Regions from separate parts of the Homo sapiens genome. Here region 1 is linked to region 2. The links are chromatin loops, found by intact Hi-C in ENCODE. Cell type or tissue: OCI-LY7. All regions are shown on one strand. Each heading gives the region's core, and the rest is flanking DNA. Links, peaks and the distances in the headings are about the cores only.

Region 1 (16,515 bases), core at 8,067-16,066, 150 kb after region 2:
CTTTGCACTTACAACCTTAAAAACAGATGTTTGTCTATATTCCTGGCATACTTGAAAATTGATTAATATGTCTTTAAATGATACATTAATTCTTAATCACCTTTTCAATGCTGAGAGTTGTTGCTTGTCAACCTGATGATATACTAATGGGTTTTGTATTATTCAAAGTGCCAGGAATTGGGGACTTTACCGATGTCCTACCACTATAATTGTTATGTTTCTGTATTTTTTCACTATAGAACTGTTTTTTTATGTCTTACTAATGTATTTGTCCCTGCACACATTAAACTACCTTATCCTTCAAAATAAACTCCTAATTATGGCATTAAAATACTTCTAGTTTCTTTTGACCTAATTCTATATTAAAGAAATGCTGTGTTGTCAGAACCTATTAGAACTGAAACATTTTTAAAATAAGTACTTAAAAAGAAAATATTTTCAGCAAAATGCAAGTATTAATATCTGTAGTTGGCCCAGAGTCAAACATACCTTCTAATAAAAACGAGGTGGTTTTTTTTCGTATGTGAATAAGGGGAGATAACTGTCTGATTTTATGTGTTTAATTAACGATAACATTTATAAAATTAAGGCATATTTAAATGCTATAGTCAGCAGTTTTTACAACTTTATGTGAATCTAAGCCATTTTTTCCTGTGGAGGGTGTTATCAAAGATCCCTTCATTTTGAGGTAGTAAATCATACCCATCAAACTTCCAGAACGTACTAGGCACACACAAATACCTACACCTAAGAAGAGGGGCACGCTTCCTGGCACTCTGCTATTGTGCTGAAGATACTGTTTTTACTCTAAGCCTTTGCAATTCACAATGTCAAAAAGAAAATCTCATACAAGTCCATAAATTAATAGTAATATTTTTGCTGGGCATTATTTAAGCAATAAAAAAGAACGATGAAATCTTTCTTTGGATTTGCATTTCTTGGAAAGTTGATTATTGCTATAGAGGAAAATTATCTTTGTGATTTTATTTTTCTATTGACAAATTGAATTGATTCTTATATTTGCTATTCTTACCCTTTGCTGGCTAAAGCCTGCCTCTCTGCTTTACATCTGCTCAGCAAACCAAGGTGAGTGGCACACGGTGACTGAATAAGGCTTTGGCACATTTATTGTTAAGGGGATATTCTTTTTTTGAAAAGTGCAGCTAAAGTATATCTGAAGCAGCAGATTATTATATACCCTTTCACTCCCTCAGCTTTTGGTTAGAATACTTAATATTTCGATCAAATTTTTTGTGCTCTGCTGTGACTGAGGGATTTTTCGCTGACTAGCCATACAGAACCTTAAGTGCATGAGAGAGGTGCACTTGGAGAATAGCTGTGGTCCTCTGTGGAGTTGTTGCCAAAATTCCTTTTTCTTCTGCCATTTTACTTCTATGGTTGTTGATTATTTGTCTGAATAAATCTGGCAGCTGTTTGCTATGTTTAATAGAGCAGAAAGGCTACTCTGAATAAAGCTATTTGAAAATTTGTTTATATGAAGTATTTGTAAATCCTTGCAAGTCTCTTGGCATTTCTGTATCATTCTTTCTGTCTTCCTGAATTCATTCTTTGATGTGGAACTTGATGCTGGCAAATTTAGCACAGGTTTAAAGAGTCTTTTCAATAGCATCTTTTTAGTTATAGATTTCAGCAGGTTTGGTAATAGAGGTCTCAATCCTCAACTTTACACATGTATTTGTTATACTACTCTAGTAAGAGCTTAGCTTATTTCCACAAAAGATACCTAGAAATCTCTCACTAACGGAAAAGCCTAAATCAGAATAAAAATCCGTTTCCTCAGATTTTATCAATGCAAAATTCTGGAAGGTAAAATGCAAGTAAATTTAAGGGGTGTGTGTGTGTGTGTGTGTGTGTGTGTGTTACACCAGCTTTAACCGATTTTTCTACCTTGAATAAAGTGGATTTACATAATTAATATCTTATTTCATATGACACATTTTAAAACTCAAGAAGTATGTTAAATGTGTTAATTAAATTTAACTGAAAAAATTATAAATAAGGAACATGGGGAATATGGTTCTATTTTCATTCTAAAGATATACGTAACTGAAAAGTGTACAGTATTAAATAAAAGTGGTTCTAACAGAGTATTACATTTTAGATTAATATTTTTTAAAACAAAAGTTTTATTTCTAATATGCAACATGATCTATCACTTTTTCTCAGTTGTGTTTAGGGTTTCATGGCTAAACTTTTTTATATATATATAATAAGATTGGTAGTCAAAGTGGTAAATGAAAGATTAGATTATTCTACGTATTGACGGTTATGTATATAAGCCTCCATCAGAAGCATGATTTATTCATTGCTATGAGTTTCAAGCATTGCAGAATTAGTTAATGATCTAGCTGTGAGATGCTTTCAATAAGAAAATAACATGGGATCTATTTTTTACTTAAAAATATTTAATTTGGTTTCTTCACGCAGTTTTAATTTCAAGAGTACGTGTTCCGAGATAACTCCTCTTATTCATTTTCTTCTTGTGAATTAAATTGCAAATGTAAAACTTAGAATTTTTTTTGAATTTTTATTCATTTTCTTCTTGTGAATTAAATTACAAATCTAAAACTTAGAAATTTTTCTGAATTTTTTTATGTTATTTGGTTTGCCTTTTAGTAGTTAATTACAGCTGATTAGCCTAAAGTAAGTGCTATCTACTGCCTTCACCAAAATTTAGATAGATTCTAATAAAGCCACAAATTATTTAGCCTACAGTTTTTAAATATTTTCCCAGTGATTTTACCTTTATTATATATGAACAGGCTCTACAGTGTTTTAAAGTATTATTTTTTAGGAGGAACTTTTAATGAAACCTTTGCCTATTTTTCTTTCCTGTTAATTTGAGAATACCTGATATAGTTTCATTTAGAAAAATCTCTGGTTTAAGAAACCTAAAATGTTTACTTAATTTTATTATGATTTATGCATCTATCTTATGAGTTCCTAGCTAGCAAGATGCTAATTCTTTAAATGGTCAGACATTTACTATTTTCTGGCCCTTAACTACCATAAGCAATCATATTTGATGCCCCTTAATTAGAGCACCTTTTTTTCTTTCCAGGTTCTTTTTCCACCTCAGCAATCGAGACAATACATTTGCTTACCATGCTGCTCTCCTAAGTGTTCTTTTGCATGTAAATTAATCTTGATTCAGTTTACACTGTCATGCTGAGTGGTACAAATTGCCTATAACAATAAAACAGCATGAGTTAAAAATAAAGGGGGGTGGGAAGGCAGATTGAATGTGTGCCTTGATAGGATGTTACTTTGCTTTATGCCAATACATTAGCTGACGATAATGAATCTTCTGTTCTGAAAAGCATGGTTTAGTTGATTTTTTTAATTTTACTTCAATGGAGCAGTACCTTGTCTTTTATAGAACAAGTTAGACAAACCATTAATGACAAGAGTGTTAAGGTTAAATATGAAGCAATGCATTCACTTCTCTGAGTGCTATCCATCTTTCCATTTACAGGAGCTTGACAAAAGTACTGGCTTTGTACAACATTTCCTTTAATTACATGCTGCGGGAAACAGGCTTTTAACATAAACATAGTTGCATTCATTTATTCAGCAGTTGCTCTTCAATAGAGCTTAATGGAGAAGGTTTAAATCCTAAATGAGTACACACATCTCTCAGCAGTGTTATGTCAGCCACTGTGCTTTACTTAAAAGCAGTGTTTGACTGTTTGTATAGTTTTTAAAGCTTTTGCCTAATATTGAAGTTAAACGGTCTAAGACAGAACATAGTGTTCCCAGAGTTTGAAAGTGGTTAGTGAAAAATGCTTGTTGTTAGAAGCTAGATAGTTCTATTTTCTAACTGACGGCAAAAGTCTTTTCACAATGTTAGGCTTTAGTGTTTTCATACTGTTAATCGTAGGGATTCTTTTAAATTTTAGTTTTCATTTGCAATAAATAACTAAATTAAATATATATGCCAGACGGTGCAGAGTCTTTTGAAAACATGAAATCAGATTTTTACTATTTTCATCAATTTTGTAAACTACTGTGCACATATCAAATATCTCAAAGAGTTATTGGTTCTAATAGATAACCATTAGATGTCTATGACTTATATCACCGATCCAAATAGATGGCATTTGTTGTAATTAATTTGTTTTTTAACCCGGGCACTAAATTTCAGTATTTGTTCCAAGTGTTTGGTATGTTGTTGAATTTGTTCACTGAACATTTTTACAGGAGGTCTGGATATTAATGGCATGTCTTGCATTAACTCTGTATGGTTTTTTTCATGCTTTTGCTTAACTTAATTTCTCTCCTAAATATTATTTGAAATGTCCCTGGGATTTAAGAGTTTTCATTCTCATTTTTTCTTTCATTTTCAAAGTTTTTGCTTCAGGAGTTTCAATTAGTGTTTTTGTCAGCAAAACACTTTCCATTCACTAGACAAGTACTTTTAGCTCTAAGTATAGCCTAAATACTTGTGCATTTTCAGTGACTTCCAGTCACTGTTGAGATAACTTCGATCTGTCATACTGAGGCCATTTACCAGGTATTGCTGCTAGTTATCCTGGAATTACTTTGATGTGTTCTCAAGCAGCATTTGGCAATGAGAGATCTTTGAATGAATAGAAAAAAATAGCAATAGTAACAAATACATTTATATATTATTAAGAAGTAAAAGCTTACTAGTTTACATAAACCCCAGATTGAGTATACTTTAAAGAGACTGAAATTGATATTTCATATGTGTGATTCTAAGTTTTTATCCTATCATACTTAAAATTAGATTTAAGTGATTTTTTACTGAATTTTTACACATTTTCCTATACAATGAGGATTTTAAAAAACTTCGAAACAATTGCATTTTGTTTTAGTTTTATAATTATCTTGTAAATTACATCCTAAAGTAGTGTTTCTTTTGTTGAAAAAAAGTTAAAATTTTGGCCATGAGCTTAAAATTCTGTAAATGTAATTTTCAAAAAGAAATTAATAAAAGGGAGCCTTCTTTTGCTTTTACAGGAGTGCTAACAGGAATGAATGAAACTTCTGCTGTAATCATTGCTGCACCACAGAATTTCACTCCCTCTGTGATCTTTCAGAAGGTTGTAAATGTAGCCAATGTAGGTGCAGTCCCTTCTGGCCAGGATAATATACACAGGTAGGTTCACTAACACACGATGTGGAGGTGAAGATGACTTGAATATGTATAAATATATAATTTTAAATTCATTGTTTTCTTTGGAAATAATAACCCCTAAACATATATATATATACACACACTCCCTTTTTTTTCTGATGGTATAGTTGTTGATTGCTTTGCATTAAGGCTGTCTTTCCCATCTCAGAGCATCCTTATCATACTGGCATGGTCTTTCCTGAAAGATATACAGAGCATATTCACATTTTATAATAGCTTGGTAATTTATAAAGTTACCCTTTTTGAGGTGGTTGAGAGTTTATCTTATTTCACCAGATTCAGTAGATGTCCAGGAAGAACTATTCTATAAAGCAGTATAGTTGGACTTTTTTAATTGAAAGGGAGGACGTTTGGGTACTACATACAGATTTCCTTTTGATAGCCATCCCCTGAGACTGCTTCCAGTAAATAAAGAGCTGCTAGATGACCAACATGGGGGTAAATACAGCTTCTGTTTCTTAGACCAGTAATATTTTCTATCACCAAGCATCTGAAATATGAGATCCAAGTTATTTGTCCTGAAAGGCAGCAGAAAATGTGATTAATGTTTGCCCTCTTGTATTTTTATGAATTCCAGTGGCTTTAAATGAATGTAAAGATAAAAATAATTATCTCTTATCCATTTGGTGATTGCACAGTCCTCTGTGAGCTTAAGGGAATTCGTTGCAAACCATCTCATGGCAGGCATACTTCTGCCATTAAAAATATCTACACACTGTATATTTAGTGTGCCCTTTCTTATATAATTATCAATCATAGAAAACAAATTTAGCATCAAAGGGAAGGCCTGCAGACCTTAAAAAACATTTTTTTAAGTTAACACAGGAGCAAGAGAGGCCCCATATGAAAAATGCTACAGGTGATTTGGGTTTTAGATCTAACTCTGCCACTAATGGGCTTGGTAATCTTGGGGAAGTTATAACTTCTTATGTGCTTTACATTCCTTATGTGTTTGGAAATGGGTGGCAGGAAGAAAAAGTGAGGTAGGATTGAAATGAAATTCTGTGATAGCTATGAAAGAACATTAGATTTGACTTCAGAAGAGCTGACCTGCCATTACTGTATCCGTAGTTGCCTAACTTCACTGTACTAATCACGGCGGAATAAAAACTGCATGTACTAGTTGAAAAATAGATTTACCTTGTACTGTTTTTTTTTTTTTTAAGTTGCTCAAGAGGTCTCATGCTTTCATTTCTTTTTTGTTGTTGTTGAGACAGTCTTACTCTGTCACCCAGGCTGGAGCGCAGTGGCGCGATCTCGGCTCACTGCAAGCTCCGCCTCCCGGGTTCACGCCATTCTCCTGCCTCAGCCTCCCGAGTGGCTGGGACTACAGGCACCCGGCACCACGCCCGGCTAATTTTTTGTATTTTTAGTAGAGACGGGGTTTCACTGTGTTAGCCAGGATGGTCTCGATCTCCTGACCTCATGATCCACCCGTCTCGGCCTCCCAAAGTGCTGGGATTACAGGCATGAGCCACCGCGCCCGGTGTCTTTCATTTCTTAGTTTTTGACAAGCTCTATCTATCTCACATAGGATGGTGATAAAATAAGAAAATGGATGTAAGGTCATGATACAGACCACCACAAAAATACAACTTATTTATCAGTTAATGTTGTTCAATAGGGAAAAGAGTAACAAAAGCCTTTTCAGTGAAAATAAATATTTTGAGTTTTCCTGTTTTAATTTTATTCTGCTTTAAATACTTCTTTTCACTTTCCTAGGTAATTTTCTCTAACAGAAACTGTTTTGTTTTATTTATGGGTCCTTGGAATTATTGAATTTACTAAAACACCAAAATGCTGTATTATCAAGTATAACTTCTTCAGTATGAAATTTTACCTGAAACACCTAGTATCCAGCAATACTGCAGTCTTGTTTTAATATAGAGTAGCCACTGTTTATGCTGGAACATCTAGTTTAGTTTTGTTTTGTGTATAGGTTGTTTTGGGTTTCTTTTTTTTGTTAACTTTTCTGAAAGCAATGGCAGCTGTCTAGATTTTTGTTTCTTAGAAGAAAAAATGTCAAGGCTGGGCAAGGTGGCTTACATCTGTCATCCCAGTACTTTGGGAGGCTAAAGTGGGTAGATCTCTTGAGCCCAGGAGTTCAAGACCAGACTGGGCAACATAGGGAGACCCTGTCTCTACAAAAAATATAAAATTAAATCCGGCATGGTGGCACATGCCTGTAGTCCCAGTTACTTGGGAAGCTGAGGTAGGAGGATCGCCTGAGCCCATGGAGGTCAAGGCTGTAGTGAGCTGTGATCACACCATTGCACTCCAGCCTGGGTGACAGAGTGAGACCCTGTCTCAAAAAAAGAGAAAAGAAAGAAGAAAAGTGAAGTTACAAAGCCACATAAAATGAAAGCTATCTTCCTATTGGGAGATAGACTTAGAGGGACCCTTAGCACAGTTGTATAATTCTTATTAAAGATAGTTTGCCAGTAACTTGTCTTGCTGGTTTGGAATGTAATACCTGTAATACCTGCTCAAATGATTTAAATTAAAATTACAATCAATTCTCAATTGTCCATGCTAATACAGAGGAGACACACAACTAAGAACCATTTATATTTGACTTTGGAGTGCAGAGATTGAACCCAAAACTTAATGTTCGTGGTCCTCATACTCATCCACAGTGTCTTGAGGCTTTTCTGTTCTAGCCGTATCATCAGTGGCCTGGTGTTTGGCTCTGTAACCTGGGGGAGGGCCCAAGTTACTACAGGGTCAAAAGTCAATAAAATACCTGTAGATACTTAAGAATAGCCTGTGCTGTCTTAACTTGCTTCTCAAGTCCCATCATACTGAATTGAAAAATATTTCATATTTGCTTTTATAGCTAAAGTATGACTGTAATAATGTTCTAAATTTTAGAAAGCTTCCAGGTAACAAACACCTAAAGTTATTTTTATTTTTTATACAGATATTGACATAAATTATTATCCTGTGTATGTAACACTTTTTCTCATTCTTTTTGCTAATAGCAATTAAAACAAAAATAAACAATTGTTAATAAAACGTACTTTTGTACTTTTTTTTTGCTTTTCTTAATTTCATTTAAAATGAAATAGGAATTAGTGTTTACATTATAATAATATAAATTAACTGTTTACCACTTTATTGAAATAAATGTTTTTAACTATAGTGTTCCATATTATATTACCCTACTCCATGGAATTAATACATTTCTATATCTAAGTTTATATATTATTTAATTGCTAATGATAAAATTGAAATCCCTATGAGATTTTGAATGATTCCCTTATTCTTTTGTGATAGTTACGTTTTTGAGTTTATAAAGAGTAGGACCAAAGCCACTCTAATATTTATTAATGGTAATCAGTTTGGGATTATTTTTAAAAACACCAAGTATGAAAAGCATTTTTACTACTAGTATTTTAAGAGATTAAAATTTTCAATATGATAAGTTACTCTTGGCTGGCTTATGTTCTATTTAATTTTTCAGGATCTTTTCTTTCTGAGAGGACTTTTAATAAGAATTAGTGTATTCGTTCTAACCCTTTAATGAATAGAGTTTCCATTGCCTAATTTTGGAATACTTTATTTCTACTACTCTTCAAATTTTATACATTTTTACATTAAATGCCAGGTAAAGAAATACTTAGTGTAAGAATTATCTAAGGAAAAGTGAACCTTTATTAATGTGGAGTAGTATGTAATGGTATAAAGTACAGATTTTAATTGAACACTTAATAGAAAATGATTCCTAACACAGCAACAGAAAATGGCCCTCATTAAGAAAAGCCAATTAAAGGCGCACAGGTTTTATGAAATACACTTCAAAAACCAGAGACATTTTTTATTTCGTTAACACTTTTAAAGATCAATTGAGAAAGCAGCTCTACTGTTAGATTATATGATTTTTAGTTGTAATTTTCTAAATGAGTGATAGGATCAGAGCCAAACAGTATACTATTGAGAGACTCAACTTTATCTTCATTTCTGTCGTACTTACTTGAAAAACCTGCTCTTGGAGAACAAAATCATCTTATTGAGATATACAGAGTGGCCGGGCATGGTGGCTCATGCCCGTAATCCCAGCACTTTGGGAGGCCAAGGCAGGCAGATCACTTGAGGTCAGGAGTTCAAGACCAGCCTGGCCAACATGGTGAAACCCCGTCTCTACTAAATATACAAAAAAAAGTAGCCAGGCTTGGTGGCAGGCGCCTGTAATCCCAGCTACTTGGGAGGCTGAGACAGGAGAATTGCTTGAACCCAGGAGGGAGAGGTTGCAGTGAGCCAAGATGGTCCACTGCACTCCATCCTGGGCAACAGAGGGAGACTCCATCTCAAAAAAAAAAAAAAAAAAAAGAGAGATACAGAATTATGGTCATTGCGTCAATCTGCTGTTTTCCAAATTACAGTTAACGCATGATAAGGAGTATTACAAAAATGAGAAGTTCCATCATCATCAAAAAGCATTTATTAAATATGTAGCTGAATATCTTCACTTCCTGTGTAAGATATTCAAATTTATTTTAATGAGATATACATTGTGAAGGTCTTAATGCATATTACTTAAGACAATACTAGTAAACTAATACATAAATAAAGTGTATCCCAAGGGCAAAATGGACAGCATTAAACCAGTATATGAATGGACTGCAAAGGTGAAAGGGCAAGACCTCATGTGTTCGAAGGTAGGAGATTAGAGGCGTTAGCTGTGGGGATCCCAGTTTCATTCAGGGCCAGGAAAACTTTCATGTGATTCTCTGTGAAATATCCAGGAAGGGTTTAGGAAGGAGGTTTGTGTTCAATGTCGTGGAAACTGAGGTGCCTTGCTTTTGTTACATTGCATGTCCTCTGATAACAGCACTTATGAGTAAGTGCAGTGGCCAAAAAGCAGAAAACAAAAAACATGTAGCTCCGAAATCGCTAAGGTTTTTCTGTACAAAAAAATCATGTGTGAGTTTGTGTAAAACTCAGATTTCTGGAACCCACCCCAAAAACTCAGCTTCAGTAAATCTGAGAAAGAGCCCAGGAATCTCTATTTTAGGCAGCACTCCAAGTGGTTGGAAGGCAAATGTTCCGAAGTCCACAGTTTGAGGCTGCCTGGAATTATCAAGCTGTAATGCCACATGACACATTTCAAAATATTTTTTCCTATGTTTATATGTTTTATTTTTTACTGATTAGTCAGTAAGGGATGCCAGTAGATGAGATGTTTGGTTTAATTTTTCTTACACATATCCCAGAGTGCTCCAGCAAGACAGTGTATTGTCCATTACGGGAGTACATTAGAGCAGTGTCTATAAAACAGTCTTAGACCATAACTGTGTATGTCTTTCAGCAGTCTCAGCCATCTCACATTTTCACCCATAGTCAGAAATCCTGACATTTGTATACAATAATATTGTTGAAAAAGTTGTCACACTTACCTACTCATTTTGCCTTTTCATGAACCGCAAATTAACCCTCTGAGGAGAAAAGGTGATATTTGATTGAAGACAGAACATCCTGTCTCTGCCATGATTCTATTTTAGTTCTTAGCTTATTCAGTAAGATTCTGGAGCAACTTTCATTATTAACTTGTATTCACTACTGATATTCCTTCCCCTCTCCCCCTCCCCCACCCCCCCGTATATCTTAATTAGTAATTTGGATTTTGTTTATCCTGTCACTTTTTAAATTTGCAAGCTTTTACCATATGCAACTTGTGGATAATTACAATCCTAGTCGAATAAATGTTGGTTTACTGTTGTCACTAGGTCCTTAACTATTAGGAAAGTCTGGTGCTGTGAGTGAAACAGTGTATCCATTGGCAACCAAGTAGTCAACTTTTTAATTTATCAACACACATAAAGACAGTTTATTTCAGGTTTAAAATAAAAGTCTTATTATTTAATTCAAGTACAGGTAAAGAACAACTTGTTTCATTTCTTTTTTTTTTTCTTTTAAGACAGGGTCTCACTCTGTTGCCCAGGCTAGAGTGCAGTGGCACAGTTGTAGCTCACTGCAACCTTGAACTGGGCCCAGGCAATCGTCTTGTCTCAGCCTCCTGAGTAGCTAGGACTACAAGTGCATGCCACCATGCCCAGCTAATTTTTTTTTTTTTTTTTTTGTAGAGACAGGGTGTCCCTATGTTGCCCAGGCTGGTCTTGAACTCCTGGGCTCAAGCAGTCCTCCCACTTTGGTTTCCCAAAGTGTTGGGATTACAAGCATGCGCCACTGTGCCTGGCCAACTTGTTCCATATCTAGGCCTTAAACTCACCCAGTTAATCACTGTTATTGCATACCTGTTTGAAGGTTGTTAATAGGGGAAATACTGGTACACATTATTTTTGGTATCCTAAAAAGATCTATAATGTGTAGCTCCTTCACTTAGTATTTTTTTGGAGACCTTTGTGACAGATTTTGCTGGTGCTAGGGTTGCAAACACAAATGGCAAAGACACTTCTTGATGGGGTCTCTAATATTTCCCTTTCTCTATTCTTAGTTTGATTAACTTTTGAGTTACTGTTTTTGTTTGTTAGTTGTTTTCTTCTCTGTTGGTAACTATATGGGATTTGAATTCTGGGTAATTTTGGAGAATTTGTAATTCTCCAAAGAATTTTTGCTTTTCAAATAACATTGGACATCTTGTTGCCCTAATTGTATAAGCCCTGATACTACTGTCAACCTTCTTCATTGTATAAACAGAAACAAAATTTTGTATAAATAGTTTTAAGTATAAAACTATCAGGCTCAGGTCTTTTCTACAATATGACAAATTTTGAGTCTCAAACAGGACTGAAGATTTGTAGAACCTCTTTAGTAATCAAAACAGTTCTTTCTCAGGTTGGTGGCTGTCCACTAGAGGACAGCACTGCATTTTTATCTGACTGCTTTGAACTCTGCAGGCCCTGAGCATCAGTTCATTGACAAACAAATGCGGACCTCAGTTAATTTTCACACAGAAAGCATATTTGGATATTTCAGAAGTAACCAAACTGCACAGCTGATTTTTACTTTAAAACATTCTCTATTTAAGTTTTATTTAAGTTCACCATTTAATGTCCTCTAATGCAACAATTTTACTAATGGGAATCTGTAACTGTTTCACGTAAAAATGAAAGAAAGGTATTCTTGATGCTTTTCCTTCTGGTTTGACAATTTTGTAAGGAATCAAAGAGAATGGGGTAAGAATGTATTTGTTTTACTATTAGTTTTCCCTTGTTAACCCCATCTCACCCCACCCCCACCAGACAAACCAGAAATGCTCTGAAATAACTGGGATGTTTTATGTCTTCTTTAAGCAAGGGCACTTAGATTTTTTAGCTTTCCTATATAAAGAAAGAGAATGCATCATTGGCCTGATAGTGTGGGGAATAATTTTTTTATACCATCTCTGAAGATTAGAGTAGGAACTAGAGAGTCCTAAATTATGGTGGTTGTTTATTTTTTATTTTAACTTTTCTCATTTGAACGTTAGAGGAAAATACTACAATATTGTTAGGTGATTTTTTAAATAACTGGGAAAAATACATTGCTTTGTGTAAATTCTCTAAAACTAAATCACGTGTAAATGCTTTTTTTGTCCTTCACTATTAATTCAATAGTGTAATGGTTTAACTTTAAAATGCAATTTTATAGTCAACAAAATAGAATTTTTTACAACTTACAAATTCTCTGCCTGTTTAAAATGTTCTACTATAATAACTCAAGGTAATAAAGATTTATAATTTTAAATCCTTTGGCAGATAGCGCTCCAAATCACTATACTTTGGTATTGATGTTTAGGAGGCTTATTCCAACCAGTATTTCTTACATATAATGATCGTGCGACTTCATTACACATTTGTCAACTTTGGACTAATTATTTTTATACAGCTAGGGCAGGGCACTGCATCTTGTGATCGTCTTTCTTACTAATAGGATTCTGTCTGCTTCAGCAGGCAGTAATTGAAGGCTTCATGTACAGAGTACAAAAAAAAAAAAGTTTTAGCCTGAGTGGGTCATTGTCACAGCTTCTGGTAACCAGTAGAACAGAAAGCACAAGAAAATTGAACTCAGAATAGAAAAATCAGAAACCAGGAAGACTATCCAAGAGAAGAAAAAGCATGTCTTAGAGCTGTTGCATTAAGTATAGCAAATCTGATTCTGTGTAAAAAATGTTATGTTTGTGACTACCCTGGAGACTGACGCAGCCTCTCAGATAAATACTTTTAAATTCATGCTGTACCGTTAATGTTAATTGTTAGAACAATTGAATTATAGGATTTCTTTTCCTTCTAACAAAGAACATGTATGATTTATAGCCAGTTTGTTACAAATCTTAAAAAGTATAGTTTAAGTGCATGGAGAATAAATCTGTGTATTATAGATATTAGATTTTTTTCAAATTTGTTGTTGCTATTTGGTCTGTTTTTATAATTATGACTATAGTTAAGACAAAATAACTTTTTAAGAAGAATGAAACTTTTTTTTATTTAGCTTTGACAACCAGCTTATTCTGTCTTTTTCGTAAATCTTAAGAATTCCTATAGGCTTCAAAGATTAAATGTCAATTGCTGGAGATAATAGACAAAGACATTTAATAAGATGAAATACAGATATAGCCAAACAGTTTTACCTTCTCAGTTGGTGATTACAAACAGCAAGTGGTTGGTGATAGAATGAAATGAAAAATATCTAGATGGTGTCCTTTTAATAACATGGAGCCCGTCATACACAGGCAATACATCTTTAACTGTCATCGCACTTATTTGTTCTCATTTGTGGTGTTACTGCTTTTCGAGGTTGATTGGTCTCCCCGTAGTCCCTCCCTGTGTTACAGCTCCATTCAAAAAGGCTTTGTATTTTTCATTGCTGGTGTCTCTTTAGGGAGAGGAGAGTAGGGGATATTTAAAATGTTTTAAATCTTTAAAGGCAGAAATGTAAAATATATGAGGAATCAAGTCCGCACGCTTTGAATTACGCATTACTACAAAATCAAGTAAACAATTTTTGAAGAGAGGACTCTTCCTTCTTAATGTTTTTGGAACAATAATAGATTATGTGTATATTAGGTAAATGGGAAAAACTTTATCTGTTGACTGATAAAAACAAATTATTATGGGTGCATTTTTGTATATATGAAGATAATTTGTGTGACCTGGAATCAGAATGCTTGGGTTCAGATTTCTGCTCAACCAGAAATTTGGTGTGTGGCCCTGAGGAAGTTCTTCAACTTCTCTGGGCCTCGCTTGCCTCATCTATAAAGTGACCTGCCTCATAGGATTAAATGAAATAATTCCAGTGAAGCACTTAGAACCCACTGCCAGAACACAGTAAGTGCTTAACAAATGATAGCTGCTATCATCATTATAGTGATCAAAAATTTCTCATGCCTTTTGAAAAAATTTTGTCACAGTGTGATCTTAGTTCAAGGCCAAGCACAGAGGTTCTGATGTCAGCCATTAAGTTTAGTATGTAAATATCTGACCCACGCTGACTTTATAATCAATGTTTCTGACATCCCAAAGCTAGCTATTTATTACTTATGAATTAGTACTCTTTCCATAACTATTTTTTGCATGTATGTTGAAGCATAGCCTGTGCAGGAGTTAAATGATGAATAAATCTGGGGTAGTGGTTTTTGCCTTCCGAGGGCCAAAACAAACCAATTTTGATCATGCTGTGTTCCAATTAAATATATCCTTTCTGAACTGTGAAATGAGAATGTCAGAACATCTGATCTTCTAGTCTTCCGCTTTAAAACATTGCTTCCACCATTTGTGTCCACTAGAACATAGAGACCTAGTTAATAAAGGCAGTAGCTTTTACACCAGCTAGCAGATTATGTTGCTAGGATGATTTGCTTAGTGTGTTTCCATTGCAGCGTAAGCAGATGCCTCTTTTCTTTCATACCCCTATTCTTTATAGTACTGAGACTTTTGTGGCAATAGGATTTCAAAAATATGTCCAAGATACTAATTCTAATTTCTGTCAACATACTGACACCAAAATTGACATTTGTCTCTGCCAACTTTATATTAATTGTAACATTAACTCTAAGTTTTTTAATAGAAAAGAGACAAAATGTGCCTTGGGGCTGTGCCACCCTGAAATTCAAACAACAGTGCTTTTGTGTTCCTATTCAGGCATAATCTCCTTCTCTATGGTCCCAAGGCACAAGTGTTAAGTAAATAAAGGGACTAATAAGACTATTGTTTACATAATTATAACCCTGTCAGAAATAGGGACCTCTGTTGAAATATTTGTTGAGTGAATTACACACGTGATGACCGAATCTGTGGGAAAAGTTGCATAAATGAATGGGAAAATAGAGCCACCTCATATCCTTTGGTGACGTGGTTTTACAGGAATATAGAAACAGCATTCTCCTATGAAGCAGAAGAGCCTGAAAAATTTAGACAAAAGAAATGCATAAACCTGTGAGGAGCCTTAGAAAAGAGAGATCATTTTAGGGCTGGTGATCTTTATGTTTCTCAAAGATGAAATTGAGGTACCTAGTTCATAATCTCTCATGTGTACGTCTGAAAAGCAGATGGATGTGTGTGTTAAGAGGTTTATAAAAACCTCTTTAAAAACATTGGTATGATTTATATTCCTAAACTGGTTACTTACAATTGCTTCTCTCAGTAGGAATACTGCTCTGTCAGATTCCTTGCAAGTTTTCAGCATGCTTGTAGAGTGCACAAGCAAATGCCTAGGAAGATTTTCTAACATATTTTGTTGATAGCCCATTAGCTAACATTTTAAAACACAACTTCAAAGTGTTTATAATATTTGAAATTTAGTAAAATTAGCATATCTGTTTTGGTTTGGATACATTATTCTAATTATTGTTGGACAACCTAGTTCATGATTTTATTTGTCCAAAAATGGCTTGTTTGGTTTTAAAAAAATTAATGTGTTATGAGATCTTGATGTTATTTTTTAAAAAACCCAAAAAAGAAATTACTTTTCATTTAAAGAGAATCTGCTTCCTGCTTAAGTGGCTAATATTTTAATTAAGTCGGGAGTGAAGTTTTTCTGAGTGTCTCCTGATAAACTCCCTCTTTTATGTTGATGGTAATTAAACAGATCCCTGTGGACACCGTGGGCTCTGTGCGAGGCCCATGCTAATTGTCAGACATGAGACACTGACCAGTTGGTTTGCTCTTGAATAGTCCGCAGCGTGCTGTTAGCGCGGCAGTTTTATTTTTATGTATTGTGAGCTGTTGTCAGGGCTAACTGGGTGCCATTGTGGCTGAAGATGTTGCGCAAATTGAGGCAGATGGCTCAGATTCAGACACGTGTCATATAGAAAGGGGCAAGGGGATTGGCCCTGCAAAGTGGGGTCACAGCAGGTCACAGACCTGCTCTACACTTGTTAGTGTTTTCAAAAGCTC
Region 2 (16,719 bases), core at 8,360-16,359:
CCAAAGGTAGTATAAAACCACAAAGATAGGGAGAAACCAGAGCAGAAAAGCTGAAAATTCTAAAGACCAGAGGACCTCTTCTCCTACAAAGGATTGCAGCTCCTCACCAGCAACAGAACAACGCTGGATGGAGAATGACTTTGATGAGTTGACGGAAGTAGGCTTCAGAAGGTCGGTAGTAACAAACTTCTCCGAGCGAAAGGAGCATGTTCAAACCCATCTCAAGGAAGGTAAAAACCTTGAAAAAAGGTTAGACAAATGGCTAACTAGAATAAACAGTGTAGAGAACACCTTAAATGACCTGTTGGAACTGAAAACTGTGGCACGAGAGCTTTGTGACACATGCACAAGCTTCAATAGCCGATTCGATCAAGTGGAAGAAAGTGTATCCATGATTGAAGATCAAATTAATGAAAAAAGTGAGAAGACGAGGTTATAGAAAAAAGACTTAAAAGAAATGAACAAAGCCTCCAAGAAATAACAGACTGTGGGAAAAGACCAAATCTGCATTTGATTGGTGTACCTGAAAGTGACGGGGAGAATGGAACCAAGTTGGAAAACACTCTGCAGGATATCATCCAGGAGAACTTCCCCAACCTACCAAGGCAGGCCAACATTCAAATTCAAGAAATACAGAGAACACCCCAAAGATACTCCTCGAGAAGAGCAACCCCAAGACACATCTCACCTGCAGGGACACACATAGGCTCAAAATAAAGGGATGGAGGAAGATGTACCAAACAAATGCAAAGCAAAAAAAAAGCAGGAGTTGCAATCCTAGTCTCTGATAAAATAGACTTCAAACCAACAAAGATCAGAAGGCCATTACATAATGGTAAAGGGATCAATTCAACAAGAAGAGCTAACTATCCTAAATATATATGCACCCAATCCAGGAGCACCCAGATTCATAAAGCAAGCCCTTAGAGACCTACAAAGAGACTTAGACTCCCACACAAAAATAATGGGAGACTTTAACACCCCACTGTCAATATTAGACAAATCAACGAGACAGAAGGTTAACAAGGATATCCAGGCCTTGAACTCAGCTCTGCACCAAGCAGACCTAATAGACATCTACAGAACCCTCCATCCCAAATCAACAGAATATACATTCTTCTCAGGACCACATCACACTTATTCTAAAATTGACCACATAGTTGGAAGTAAAGCACTCCTCAGCAAATGTAAAAGAACAGAAATCACAACAAACTCTCACAGCACAGTGCAATCAAATTTAGAACTCAGGCTAAGAAACTCACTCAAAACTGCACAACTGCGTGGAAACTGAACAACCTGTTCCTGAATGACTACTGGGTAAATAACGAAATGAAGGCAGAAATAAAGCTGTTCTTTGAAACCAATGAGAACAAAGACACAACATACCAGAATCTCTGGGACACATTTAAAGCAGTGTGTAGAGGGAAATTTATAGCACTAAATGCTCACAAGAGAAAGCAGTAAAGATCTAAAATCGACACCCTAACATCACAGTTAAAAGAACTAGAGAAATGAGAGCAAACACATTCAACAGCTAGCAGAAGGCAAGAAATAATTAAGATAACGAAATACCCTTCAATAATAACGAAATACCCTTCAAAAACGAAATACCCAATAACGAAAAACCCTTCGAAAAATCAATGAATCCAGGAGCTGGTTTTTTGAAAAGATCAACAGAATTGATAGACTGCTAGCAAGACTAATGGAGAAAAGAGAGAAGAATCAAATAGATGCATTAAAAAATGATAAAGGAGATATCACCACCAATCCCACAGAAATATAAACTACCATCAGAGAATACTATAAATACCTCTATGCAAATCAACTAGAAAATCTAGAAGAAATGGATAAATTCCTGGACACGTACACACTCCCAAGACTAAACGAGGAAGAAGTTGAATCTCTGAAGAGACCAATAACAGGCTCTGAAATTGAGATAATAATAGCCTACCAACCAATAAAGTCCAGGACCAGACGGATTCACTGCCGAATTCTACCAGAGGTACAAAGAGGAGCTGGTGCCATTCCTTCTGAAACTATTCCAATCAATAGAAAAAGAGAGAATCCTCCCTAACTCATTTTATGAGGCCAGCATCATCCTGATACTAAAGCCTGGCAGAGACACACACAAAAAAAGAGGATTTTAGACCAGTATCCTTGATGAACATAGATGCGAAAATCCTCAATAAAATAATGGCAAACCGAATTCAGCAGCACATCAAACAGCTTATCCACCACAGTCAAGATGGATTCTTCCCTGGGATGCAAGGCTGGTTCAACATATGCAAATCAATAAATGTAATCTATCACATAAACAGAACCAACGACAAAAACCACATGATTATCTCAATAGATGCAGAAAAGGCCTTTGGCAAAATTCAACAGCCCTTCATGCTAAAAACACGCAATAAACTAGGTATTGATGGAATGTATCTCAAAATAATAAGAGCTATTTATGACAAACCCACTGCCAATATCATACTGAATGGGCAAAAACTGGAAACATTCCCTTTGAAAACTGGCACAAGACAATTATGCCCTCTCTCACCACTCCTACTCAACGTGGTGTTGGCAGTTCTGGCCAGGGCAATCAGGCAAGAGAAAGAAATAACGGGTATTCAATTAGGAAAAGAGGAAGTCAAATTGTCCCTGTTTGCAGATGACATGATTGTACATTTAGAAAACCCCATCGTCTCAGCCCAAAATCTCCTTAAGTTGATAAACAACTTCAGCAAAGTGTCTCAGGATAAAAACTCAATGTGCAAAAATCAGAAGCATTCCTATAGACCAAGAACAGACAAACAGAAAGCCAAATTAATGAGTGAACTCCCATTCACAATTGCTATGAAGAGAATAAAATACCTAGGAATCCAACTTACAAGGGATGTAAAGGACCTCTTCAAGGAGAACTACAAACCACTGCTCAGTGAAATAAAAAAAGGACACAAACAAGTGGAAGAACATTTCACGCTCATGGATAGGAAGAATTAGTATAGTGGTAATGGCCATACTGCCCAAGGTAATTTATATATTCAATGCCCTCCCCATCAAGCTACCAATGACTTCCTTCACAGAATTGGAAAAAACTACTTTAAAGTTCATATGGAACCAAAAAAAAGCTCACATTGCCAAGACAATCCTAAGCAAAAAGAACAAAGCTGGAGGCATCACGCTGCCTGACTTCAAACTATACTACGAGGCTACAGTAACCAAAACAGCATGGTACTGGTACCAAAACAGATATATAGACCAATGGAACAGAACAGAAGTCTCAGAAATAACACCACATATCTACAACTATCTGATCTTTGACAAACCTGATAAAAGCAAGCAATAGGGAAAGGATTCCCTATTTAATAAATGGTGCTGGGAAAACTGGCTAGCCATATATAAAAAGCTGAAACTGGATCCCTTCCTTACACTTTATACAAAAAATTAATTCAAGATGGATTAAAGACTTAAATGTTAGAGCTAAAACCATAAAAACCCTAGAAGAAAATCTAGAGAATACCATTGAGGACATAGGCATGGGCAAGGACTTCATGACTAAAACACCAAAAGCAATGGTAACAAAAGCCAAAATAGACAAATGGGATCTAATTAAACTAAAGAGCTTCTGCATGGCAAAAGAAACTTCCTTCAGAGTGAACAGGCCACCTACAGAATGGGAGAAAAATTTTGCAATCTACCCATCTGACAAAGGGCTAATATCCAGAAAAAACAAGAAAAGAGCAACCCCATCAGAAAATGGGCAAAGTATATGAACAGACACTTCTCAAAAGAAGACATCTGTGCAGTCAACAGACACATGAAAAAATGCTCATCCTCATTGGTCATCAGAGAAATGCAAATCAAAACCACAATGAAATACCATCTCACACCAGTTAGTATGGCGATCATTAAAAAGTCAGGAAACAACAGATGCTGGAGAGGATGTGGAGAAATAGAAACACTTTTACACTGTTGGTGGGACTGTAAACTAGTTCAACCATTGTGGAAGACAGTGTGGTGATTCCTCAAGAATCTAGAACTAAAAATATCATTTGACCCAGTGATCCCATTACTGAGTATATACCCAAAGGATTATAAATCATGCTACTATAAAGACACATGCACACGTATGTTTATTGCGGCACTATTCACAATAGCAAAGACTTGGAAGCAACCCAGATGTCCATCAATGATAGACTGAATTAAGAAAATGTGGCACATATACACCATGGAATACTATGCAGCCATTAGAAAGGATGAGTTCATGTCTTTTGCAGGGACATGGATGAAGCTGGCAACCGTCATTCTCAGCAAACTGTCACAAGGACAGAAAACCAAATATTGCATGTTTTCACTCATAGGTGGGAAGTGAACAATGAGAACACTTGGACACAGGGCCGGGAACATCACACACCGGGGCCTGTCAGGGGTTTGTGGGCTGTGGGAGGGATAACATGAGGAGAAATATCTAAAGTAAATGACGAGTTGTTGGGTGCAGCAAACCAACATGGCACATGTATACCTATGTATCAAACCTGCACGTTGTGCACATATACCCTAAAACTTAATGTATAATAATATAAATAAATAAATAAATAAATAAATAAATAAACTTCAGGGCTTGGCACAGTGGCTCATGCCTGTATTGCTAGCACTTTGGGAGGCTAAGGTGGGAGGATTGCTTGAGGCCAGGAGTTCGACACCAGCTTCGGCAACATAGTGAGACTCTGTCTCTTTAAAAAAATCAAAATTAGCCAGGCGTGGTGGCCGATGTCTGTAATCTTAGCTACTTGGGAGGCTGAGGTGGGCAGATTGCTTGATCCCAGAAAGTTGAGGCTGCAGTGAGCCATTGATCATGCCACTGCACTCCAGCCTGAGACCCTGTCTCTAACTAACTTATTTTAGTACTGTGTGTTTTAAGTAATACAGATATTTGAATTGAGTGTTGTGAAGAACAGAAAGGTGGAGCTAATTCTATGAGAGGTTTAGAAAAGATGATGTTTGGGTGGATCTTAAAAGAATAATATTGTGAATTTTTTTCTTGGTTGGCAGGTTGATTGGGAGGTCGAAGGGTTAGAGTAGGTGAAAAACATAATTCATGCTAACACAAGGGATTATGAAAGAGCATTGTTTTCAGGAAGTAATAAGTATGGCATAGAGTGCAGTTAGGAATATAAATCTATAGTGATTAAAATAGTGTGATATTTAGACAGAAAAGTAAGTGGAAAGAGTAGAAAGCCTAGAAATGTGCCCATACACGCAAAAATGTACCATATAGTAGAGGAGATATTACAAACCAATGAGGAAAGGATGGACTATGGACTATTCAAGACTGTTCAATATTAGAATGATGTATTATTCATATGAAAACTGAGTTTAATAATAAAATCTAAATTATACCCAAATTCAAGGATATTTTATCAAAAAAACCTGGTTTATAATTAGCGAAAATGTCAAGGTCATATAAGTTAAAAGAAAGACTAAGAAACTGTTTCAGACCAAAGGAGACAACTTAATACAGTATGTGATATTGAACTGGATCCTTTTATTATACATCATTGAGACAGTTATTGAAACTTACGTGCATAGTGACAATTGTGTGAAAGTAATGCATCAGTTTAATGACCTGATTTTCTTCGTTGTACTGTAGTCTGTGGAACATGTCCTTGTTTATAGGAAATATACATAGAAGTTTTTGGGGATAATGTAGCATCAGATTGGCATCTATCGTCTCAAATCGTTCAGAAAAACAACAGCAACAGTTCTTTGTACTATACGTGTAGCTTTTTCCTATGTTTGAGATTGTTTTTTAGAAGTTGTCCAGCTGGATGCAGTGGTTCATGCCTATAATCCTAGGACTTTGGGAGGCTGAGGCAGGAGGATCGCTTGAGCCTAGGAGTTTGAGACCAGCCTGAGCAACACAACGAGACTCCGTCCCTACAAAAAAATTTAAAATAAGCTGAGCTTGGTGGTATGCACCTGTAGTCCCAGCTACTTGGGAGGCTGAGGTGGGAGGATTGTTTGAGCCCCAGAGGTTGAGGCTGCAGTGAGCCATGATCATACCACTGCACTCCACCCTCGGTGACAGAGTAAGACCTTGTCTCAAAAAAAAAAAAAAAGAAAAAAGAAAAAAGTTGTCTAAAAGTTAAAATATAGTTATCAAAATAAAATTAAAAATTAAAAGATTATCTGGGAAAAATATTTCTAATACATGTGTCTGAATAAATGATTTGTACTCAGAATATGTAAAGAACTCCTCCTACAGTCTTTGCCTTCTAATTGGAGCGTTTAGATCATTTGCTGTTTTATTTTTTTTGTTTTTTTTTTTTTTTCAGTAGGTTTTTGGTGAACAGGTGGTGTTTGGTTACATGCATAAGTTCTTTAGTGGTGATTTCTGAGATTTCGGTGCACCCGTCACCCAAGCAGTGTACACTGTACCCAATGTGTAGTCTTTTATTCCTCACCACCCCCCACCCTTTCCCCTGAGCCCCCAAAGTCCAGTGTATTATTCTTATGTCTGTGCATCCTCATAGCTTAGCTCCCACTTATGAGTGAGAACATACGATGTTTGGTTTTCCATTCCTGAGTTACTTCACTTAGAATAATAGTCTCCAATTCTATCTAGTTTCTGTGAATGCCATTATTTTGTTCCTTTTTTATAGCTGAGCAGTATTCCATGGTGTGTATGTGTGTGTGTGTGTGTGTGTGTGTGTATATATATAACATGTTCTTTATCCACATGTTGATTGATGGGCATTTGGGCTGGTTCCATATTTTTGCCATTGCAAATTGTGCTGCTATAAACGTGTGTGCAAGTATCTTTTTTGTATAATGTCTTCTTTTCCTCTGGGTAGATACCTACTGGTGGGATTGCTGGATCAAACAGTAGTTCTACTTTTACTTTTTTAAGGAATCTCCACACTGTTTTCTTTAGTGGTTGTACTAGTTTACGTTCCCACCAACAGTGTAAAAGTGTTCCCTTTCACCACATCCATGCTAACATCTATTATTTTTTGATTTTTTGATTATGACCATTCTTGGTGGAGTGAGGTGGTTTCACACTGTGGTTTTGATTTGCATTTCCCTAATAAGTAGTGATGTTGAGCATTTTTCCATGTGCTTCTTGGCCGTTTGTGTATCTTTGAGAATTGTCTATTCATATCCTTTGCCCACTTTTTGGTGGGATTGTTTTTTTCTTGCTGATTTGTTTGTGTTCTTTGTAGATTCTGGATATTAGTCCTTTGTCAGATGTATAGACTGTGAAGATTTTCTCCCACTCTGTGGGTTGTCTGTTAACTCTGCTGATTATTTCTTATGCTGTGCAGAAGCTTTCTAGTTTAATTAAGTCCCATCTATTTATCTTTGTTTTTGTTGCATTTGTTATTGGGTTTGGGTCATGAAGTCTTTGCCTAAGCCAGCGTCTAGAAGGGTTTTTCCGATGTTATCTTCTAGAATCTTTATGGTTTCAGGTCTTAGATTTAAGTCTTTGATCCATCTTGAGTTGAATTTTGTGTAAGATGAGAGATGAGGATCCAGTTTCATTCTACTACATGTGGCTTGCCAATTATCCTGGCACCATTTGTTGAATAGGGTATCCTTTCCCTATTTTGTGTTTCTGTTTGCCTTGTCAAAGATCAGTTGGCTCTAAGTATTTGGCTTTATTTAATGTAGTTTATTGATATGAATGTATTTATGTTCACATCTTGATTTGCTTCTGTTTGTCTCTTCTATTTTTTTGTGATTTTCTTAAGACTAAATATTTTTTATTAGTAAAAATTTTTTTTCACAAGCCCATTGGAGATTACACATTGTTTATATCTATAAATCCAGAAGAGAGAATTAAAATGTCTGAGTATTTGGGATGGTAGACTATAGGAGAACAAATCAAAAGAATTAATTGGTATCTGGAAAGCAGATGTATTAACATGGAGGGCAAATTGTTTTCTAACTTTACTAAAAGACAAAAAGCCAAACTAGCAGAATTGTTTAGGTTAATTAGATATAAATTATAAGTTTGTATTGGGCAGACAATTAGTGAAGATGTAGAATTCTCCTTTTCCGAATTGTTTTCAAAGAACTAGTAATTGTCTAATATCTGTTTGTGGACATAAGAAGGTAGACTAAGTTGACCTGAAGGGTATAATGCCTTACCACATTGGCGACAATATGATTTGTGTGTGTGTGTGTGTGTGTGTGTGTGTGTGTGTGTGTGTGTGTGTGTGTGTGTGACAGAGTTTCAGTCTTGTTTCCCAGGCTGGAGTGCAATGGCGCGATCTCGGCTCACTGCAACCTCTGCCTCCTGGGTTCCAGCAATTCTCCTGCTCACTGCAACCTCTGCCTCCTGGGTTCCAGCAATTCTCCTGCCTCAGCCTCCCAAGTAGCTGGAATTACAGGCATGCACCACCATGCACCACCATGCCCGGCTAATTTTGTATTTTTAGTAGAGACAGGGTTTCTCCATGTTGGTCAGGCTGGTCTTGCACTCCCAGCCTCAGGTGATCCGCCCGCCTCGGCTTCCCAAAGTGCTGGGATTACAGGCATGAGCCACTGTGCCCGGCTGACAATGTGATTTTTAAAAGTAGAAATAAACTTTCAATTAAATGTCTGTACTCTATTAAATTCATCTTGCTACCTTTGTTTTAAAATGTTTACTTTCTCTTTTCTCTACTATAGCTTGAAATTTTGACAAACTTGGCAAATGAAGCCAACATATCAACTCTTCTTCGAGAATTTCAGGTTTGTGTACAGTGCTAATTATAAAAAACTTCTAAAACATATGTTCAGTCTTAAATATGCATCTTTTTCTATCTAGAAATATGTAATTATGTACATAAAATAGTGATTGGGACAAGACTGACAACTAAGAAATTCATAAATTTGCAAGAATAAACTAATTACAATTTATAATTTAAGGAAAACATAGTATTCTCTTTCATATTTTCATAGACTTTGAAGGACTTTGGTTTATAACTCTGTCTTTGTTTGAAATTGTATTTCTGGTAAGAATTTCATCTTTTTGTGCTGCCAGCATCAATAGTCCTTTCTATATTCTGTGGTCATGAAAACGGTTTCATTTCTTACCTGGTTGTTCCCATTTTATTGACCTATGACTATTTTTGACACTGCCCCCTTAGCCTCATATATAGCTCAAAAAAATTTGTTTCATAATTGCCCCACTACGATTTTTTAAATTGCTGTTTTTTATTTTGATTTGTTTAGTTGTATTTTTATGCCTTATGAGACTCTTCCTAGCTGCATTTCCCCCCAAAATATTATTCAAAAATTACTTCATGGACATGATACCCTTTATGATGGAAAGGTCATCTCTGAAGCCTTAGTTGTAGAGCACAGCAATAGAAAACTTTACATCAGTATTATGACTTTTATATTCCACTATCTGTTTTCTTAACAAAAATATACCACATACTATGCACTAATCACAGAGTTTTTCTTTTATCAGCTTCCAACTTTTAGAGATGTATTTTTTGCCATAGTTCTCCTATATGCCAATATTAAATTTCTTCTTGGTTATAAGACACTGTATACACGATTTCTTTTTAGCTATGTGATTTTTAAACTTTTTACAGGAATAGTAGAATAATATGGCATGTCCATAATTTATATTTTCATACCTGGATTACTCCACTTTTATGTTGTGTATCTTTCTAGACAAATTTCTTAAAAAATTAAGATGTTCTAGAAAATATACTATTTTATGTTATTATTCAGTAATCTTATAGCTGCAGATCATTGCTTGAATCTGATTTTCACTTCATTCCTATAATTTTATTTATTTAAAGTATTGGTCTTTGTGTTTTTTCTTGTTCCTTTCCTGTTGTCCTATCTAGTCTCTTTGGGTGTCCTCTCACTGTCCAGTTTTTGCTTATATCAAGTCTCCTGGGATTGTAGGAAAGGAGACTTAGGTAATGTTATGGAATGGGTTGTATAGAGGGCACATACTAGACCTGTTTCAAAATATTGGTCATCTAGTCTTTTCATTTAATATCAGGATGTTTAATAAGGTCCATTTTTCAGTCAAACTTTTAAGTATTTTTTTCATGTATTCATTTTTATCACTGTCTAAATTTGTACCTTCTGTCTATGTTTGTGTTATGCTCATAGTTACGCTTTTAGTAACTTTTTGGGTAAAATAGGGAATGTTTCTAAAGACTCATAAGTTCATATTTTTCTTTAAGGAAATTAAATAATTTATTTGGGAACACTTTTAAATATAATTGGTCTTGCCTTCATGGAACTAGGAGAGTTTAATTAATTTAATTTATTTGTTCAATGTTTAATCACCTGGTTGGTACCATTTTTAGCAAATTTGTATTTTTTTAGACATCTTTAGGTTTTCTCCTCCATTTGTCATTTAGACACCACTTAAATGTATTGCATTTTTCATAGTGTTAAGTCTACATTGTATACTTCTTATTTGAGGTTGGGAATCTTTCTTAAAAATTTCGATTGTAAATGACCTTTCAAATTTCATGTATATGATACAAAGTGTGTATATTTCTGTAAACAATAGAAGCTTTCCTCATTTAAAAATTAGGAAGGTTCTAAGCAAAGTGAAATTCTCTAGGGCCATTATAAAATTTATAAAGATATTTTAACTTCCTGTTGTTAAATCAGTGATTTATTTCTTTATTTTTAAATTTGTGTGTGTGTATATATATATGTGTGTGTGTGTATATATATATATGTATACTATATATATACTATATATACACACACACACATATATATATATACACACACACACATATACCCTTTACAGTATATTTTTAAAGCATACTTTTAAAGAAAATCTATTTCAAAAGTATGGTATTTTATTTTATTATAAACTGAGTATTTGAAGTATTTATTGAAATACTGTTCACCGTAACTATTATTCTTTTACAACCATTGTGATAGATTTTGAAATTAAAATGTTTGTAAATAGCCTACTGGTCCCTTTCTTCCTTTTCTCCCAGTTTTTAGATTTAGTGTCTCTGAAAAAGTGACCCTTTTTTTCATAGATTCACAGATGCTGCTGGTAAATGAACTGAAACCTCCAAAGAGAGAGCTCTCATCATCTCTTTCAACCTTGCACTTAAACTAATTGCTGTCTTTGGGTGACTGCTCCTACTATCTGTTTTGGAGTCTCAAGCCACTATGGCCACAGGTGAATGAGCCTGGCTTGAAAATGTGCTTCGTCCATAGGCACATTCTTTAAGTAAAAAAATCAAAACAAAATGAAATTAATCTACATCATCACTTGGTCCTCATATTGTGCTTATGAGAAGTTTATGTATTCTGGAATTCTTATATATTGACAAAGTTTAATATAATCGGAGTTTTGGTTAACTCAATAATACCAGTGTGTAAACTAATTGAAATAATATCTTTTAGACCTATGTGAAAAGCCAGGATAAACAATTTGCAGCAGCCACTATTCAGACTATAGGCAGATGTGCAACCAACATCTTGGAAGTCACTGACACGTGCCTCAATGGCTTGGTCTGTCTGCTGTCCAACAGGGATGGTAAGTTTACAGTTTCATTTTATTTTCAGGTGATTTAAATTTGAATATTCTTGGTATTATTTCCAAGTTGTAACCTTTTCTAACTTTGCATTTTAGCTTTTCCAGTTATATCAGTAGTATGGTCACAATAAGTAGCATTTTATCCTTGAATGCACATAAATATGCATATTCTGGGTTCTTTTTTTTTTAGTAAAATAGGCCATTAACTAGCAGGTAGTATTTGTTTTACCGCAACAGATCTAAGAAAATTTGTTTTACTTCTTTACAATTTAATCACCTTGATTGTATCTTTTCCACCTTTTTACTGCATTTTAATGGCATGTAAGTCATGCATAATATTGGTTCACCTGCAGAGGGTGCTAAAAGCAGGCAAATGACTATAACATGGAGAAGTGGCTAGATCAAAAAATATGTTAACTGTATACCTTCAACATTCTTTTTCCTCAGAAATTCACCTAATTATATTCAAAATTAACTAGATTTAAAAGCCATAAACTTGGAGCAGCTTTGTGTTTTTAAGCCAAACAATATCTAAGTGTTCGGTAAAACTGGATAGGTAATATCCAGTAAAATATGTAAGCTAGATCCCATATTGTTCTGTGGCAAAGCGTCAGTTATTTCTATGGGTAAGGCTTTGAAATAAATGGAGCCATTTAGAGAAAGAAAGAAAAGCCAACTTTACCTTTAAAATAATTTTGTTTAAAGAACTTTTATTATAATTATGTATTAAAATGAGACTTTTTTAAGAAAAGCATAATTTTCTTTGTAAAATCATTGAAATTATTTTGTGGAATTTAAAATATACTAATGTCTATGTCATGTCTAGATATGGGCATATATGATATAGCAGCCCATGAGGTAAAACAACAAAATTGATTACATTTTATTTGAAAAATAACTTTTTAGTACAAGAATCCTATAATCTCTAATTATTTTTTCCCACATGTAGATATCTTTAGAAAACTGTAACATTGTTGAGAGTATTTCTGATGAAAAAAATTGGAACAAAATTTATTCCCAGATAACATTGATTTTTGTTGTGAGCATAAAATTTTAAACTTGTACCTGTAAACTCAAGATACTATGACTGAAGATTTTTCTACATGTAGTATTAAAACTCCAAATAAATGCCAACCAAAATTATCAAGACGATAGGTTTAAAATTTTTTTTTATCTCTACAAAGTAGCTAGTGGAGATAGGATGATAAACGTCATCCATTCTATCTCTTTCTACTTTTAATAATAACTAATCCTTTTATCTCTGTTTCTATGTCACATTTTAAAATGTGACATTAAAAATGTGTTTTAAAGAAATTTTCCTGTGCCTTTAATAATGACTTTCTATTCAACCAAATAAAATACACACCTTGGGAAAATAACTTTGTACCATTAAAGATTATGAACCAAGGCTTACCAGGGCAATTGTTCTTTTACATTTTAGTTACATACAGAAAGCACCGGAAATTAGTTAGAACACTGATTAGTTCATTCAAATACAAAATATATTCAAATTTTCTCAATTTTATTTTTTGACTTTTTTTTTCTAATGGAAAATTTCAAGCTTTGGATTTTAAAGCAGTTATTTCTGCTTCAGATTTAATTTCTCAAAAAATATTTTTATTGACTTTAAAAGATAAATATTCTACCCCTACATCACTTTTAAGGGAAGACTAGATTGTTTTACAATTAGAAAATGAAAGACTAATACATACTTCCTCTCTAAAAGTAGAAGGATTTAGTTTAACTACTTTAAATTTTGATATTTTAATGGTTAGGCTTTTGTTTTTTGATACAACTCTTAATCATGGTTTTTTTTTTCCTGCAGTGTGAATATTAACAAACTTAAATTGTATTGTCAGATTATATTTGCATAATCATCATTAGCCCATAATACCTGATTAATTATGTCTGTATCACATATGCTACACTATTTTTTGTAGTTTGGAAGTCTGGCTCAGTAAAAGTGAGAGGTAAAACAAATAAGGAGAATATTTATATCAAAATTAGTAACATAAAAGAAAGTCATAGTATTTTTAACTTTAACATAGCCACCCTGACAATAGAGCCCCTTCCTCTTTGTATTAAAAGATCTACTTTTAGGAATAAATACTGTGAATGAAGACTCAGTTTCTTTAAAATCTGTTAAGATCTTTTAAGGCTCTAGGAATCTGTAATTATTTGATTTTATATTGAAATGAATACCTCATCATCTGTTCAAATAATGAATCTTTAAACCTCAGGGACATTTAGGCTCAATTGTTTTTAAATATGTTTAATATATTTCTCTTGGACCTCTAGTTTTGTGTGTGTGTTGTTAAGAGCCTTTCTAAGCAGACTTGAAGCTTGCCCTAAAACAGCCTATTATTACTCTCTAAGATTAATTTGATAAGCCAATTTCTTATAGACCTTTAGTAAGAGAAATCTACATTTCAGTTGACTTAGGTAATTTATTTTAGGTAACATATTAGCGAAATTTACTTTTTTGAATAACCTTATTGCCATCTACTCTAAACTAAAAGGATTGGGGCAGAAGACTTTGTTTTGTTTAGTTTTAAACAATTCAGTAAGCATTTATTGAAGACTTAAATCAGTTGAGATGTTTAATAAATGTTGAATATATTAATAGGATATTTATTTAACTTATAAAAGGTTCCTATCTTTATAGAGCTAATAGTCCATTGGAGGGAGATAGTAATATAAGACAAATATATTATAGTCTTCCCATATAGTGACCACTTACTCTCTTGCCAGCTATTTGCTTACATGTAGGACTATACCACCTATGTAGAATGTTACAGCTATCCTGAGTAAATTACCCAGTCTACCTGTGCACCAGATTCTTCATTTGTAAAATGAGTATGATAGTAGACTGTACTTTTTAAAGTTAGGTCCATTAAGATTTGTTGAGGACAAGGAGGAAGTTAGGAAATATCTAGAACATAGGATCATTTTGTGCTTCTGATAGAGTAGCACCAAAGTGCTGAGGTCTTTGGAAACCAAGAGGTACCATAAAGGAGAAGTAGAGTGGAATTACCTGAGGGGAATGAGAAGGCACTTGTGGTAGGCAGAATTATTGCGTTCCAAAGATGCCCAGAACCTGTGAATATGTTACCTTACGTGGAAAAAGAGACTTCGCAGATTGATTAAGTCAAGTTTCTATAGATGGGGAGATTATGTGGTTAGACCTAATGTTATCATGTGGGTCTTTATAAGGGAAAGAGAGACGCAGGTCAGTCAGAAGATGTCAGAAGGTCAGGGTGATGTGATTGTTGGAAGAGGTCTTTGAACCAAGGAATGTGGGCATGCTTGAGAAGTTGGGAGGGGGAAGGAAAAGATTTCCCCTAGAACTTCCAGAGGGAACGCAGCCCTGTTGAGAGCTTGATGTTAGTCCCATAAGACCTATGTTAGACTTCTGACTTTAGAACTGTACAATGATAAATTTGCATTGTTTTAAGCCACTATGTTTTTAGTAATCTGTGACAGCAACAATAGGAAACTAATGTAGTTCCTAAAGATAAATGATGCCAAACGCATATTTCAACTGTAGCCAATCCTGCGTCTGCTTGTAGATAATTAAATTATGCAACATTTTTTTCTCTTACTTAGGCTAGTTTTGCAATAATGTATTTTAAAAATATAAATTTGTTATACTATGCATTCTTTAAAACCACACTTACCAAATTTTGCTTTGCATAGTAATCACATAACCATTTATTTTTCTGCTAGAGTGTAAGTTTGATGAGGGCAGAATCTCATTCTGATTTACCTTTGCTTTCCTCATAGCACCAAGAGGTAGTCTTTATAGAAGTAATACTTGCCTATGGGTGGGCGCGGTGGCTCACGCCTGTAGTCCCAGCATTTGGGAGGCCAAGGCGGGTGGATCACCTGAGGTCAGGAGTTCAAGACCAGCCTGCCCAACATGGCGAAACCCCATCTCTACTAAAAATACAAAAAATTAGCTGGGCGTGGTGGCGGGCACCTGTAATCCCAGCTGCTTGGGAGGCTGAGGCAGGAGAATCGCTTGAACCCCGGAAGTGGAGGTTGCAGTGAGCCGAGATTGCGCCACTGCACTCCAGCCTCAGCGACAAGAGCAAAACATCTCAAAAAAAAAAAAAGAAGTAATACCTGCCTATCGTAACATAGAACGTATATAGATAGAATGTACATCCTAGTTCTGAGTTTGAATTCTGGGTAAAGTTATACAATTCCAGTGCATCTCCCTTTCTTCATCTTTAAAATAATAATAATAAGGTACCTACTTTACATTATTGTGAGAAGGAAATGAAATGTGATGTTGTTTTGTAAACTGAAGCATTAATATTAGTTAGCTTTTAGTTAAATCATACTAGGTTTTTTTTTGTTTTTTCTTTTCTCACTCTGTCACCCAGGCTGGAGTATAGTGTTGTGATCACGGCTCACTGAAGCCTCAACCTTCCTTGGCCCAGGTGATTCTCCTGCTTCAGCCTCCTGAATAGCTGGTACTATAGGCACGTGCCACAACTCCTGGCTAATTTTTGGATTTTTTGTAGACCTGGGGTTTTCCATGTTGCCCAGGCTGGTCTCAAACTCCTGGGATCAAGCCATCCTCCTGCCTCGGCCTCCGAAAGTGCTGAGCCACTGTGCCCAGTCAATATTAGTTAATTTCTTATTCTTATGGATAAGCAGGTAAACAGTTTGAAATACATATATTTACTAATGATTAGAATGATGAATTTTGTTTATATTCTTAAACGGAGCTTTATAAAAAATACATTTCAGTGAAAAAGAGTAGGCCGGGCATGGTGGCTCACACCGGTAATCCCAGCACTTTGGGAGGCCAAGGCGGGTGGATCATGAGGTTAGGAGTTTGAGACCAGCCTGACCAATATGGTCAAACCCCGTCTCTACTAAAAATACAAAAATTAGCCAGGCGTGGTGGCGCGCGCCTGTAAATCCCAGCTACTCAGGAGGCTGTGGCAGGAGAACTGCTTGAATCTGGGAGGTGGAAGTTGCAGTGAGCTGAGATTGCGCCATGGTACTCCAGCCTGGGCCACAGAACAAGACTCTGTCTCAAAAAAAAAGAGTAATAGGACACAAATTATGGTATTTCTAATATAATATTAAAATAAACCTTTGTAGTGTATGCCAGGGGAATTCCTAATAGCCATGAAGCCCTATTAATAAAAATATCAAAATAATAAGTAAAGGCAATGTTGATTTAT

Evidence for each region. Peaks named below come from ENCODE experiments on the same cell type or tissue, not always from the same donor. Only the 100,000 strongest peaks of a DNase experiment are listed, where the experiment ranks them.
Region 1: it touches region 2 in a loop (3-fold over the local background); 3 of 110 quality-filtered maps call a loop at or near these places.

Annotation. Positions count from the first base shown.
Region 1 is chr5:78,004,038-78,020,552 of GRCh38, reverse strand. AP3B1 (adaptor related protein complex 3 subunit beta 1) reads left to right here. Exons shown (of 27, transcript NM_003664.5): 26 at 5,005-5,143. Among named protein-coding and RNA genes, the nearest start is that of TBCA, 240 kb to the right of the region's middle. RefSeq lists enhancers at 2,038-2,977, 2,978-3,918. In OCI-LY7, for the core only: CTCF peaks have their summits at 11,793 and 11,993 (motif pointing right); a DNase peak (open chromatin) is centred at 12,012.
Region 2 is chr5:78,157,618-78,174,336 of GRCh38, reverse strand. It overlaps AP3B1 (adaptor related protein complex 3 subunit beta 1), which reads left to right. Exons shown (of 27, transcript NM_003664.5): 12 at 8,665-8,727; 13 at 11,386-11,518. Among named protein-coding and RNA genes, the nearest start is that of AP3B1, 130 kb to the left of the region's middle. In OCI-LY7, for the core only: CTCF peaks have their summits at 11,678 and 11,883 (motif pointing right); a DNase peak (open chromatin) is centred at 11,866.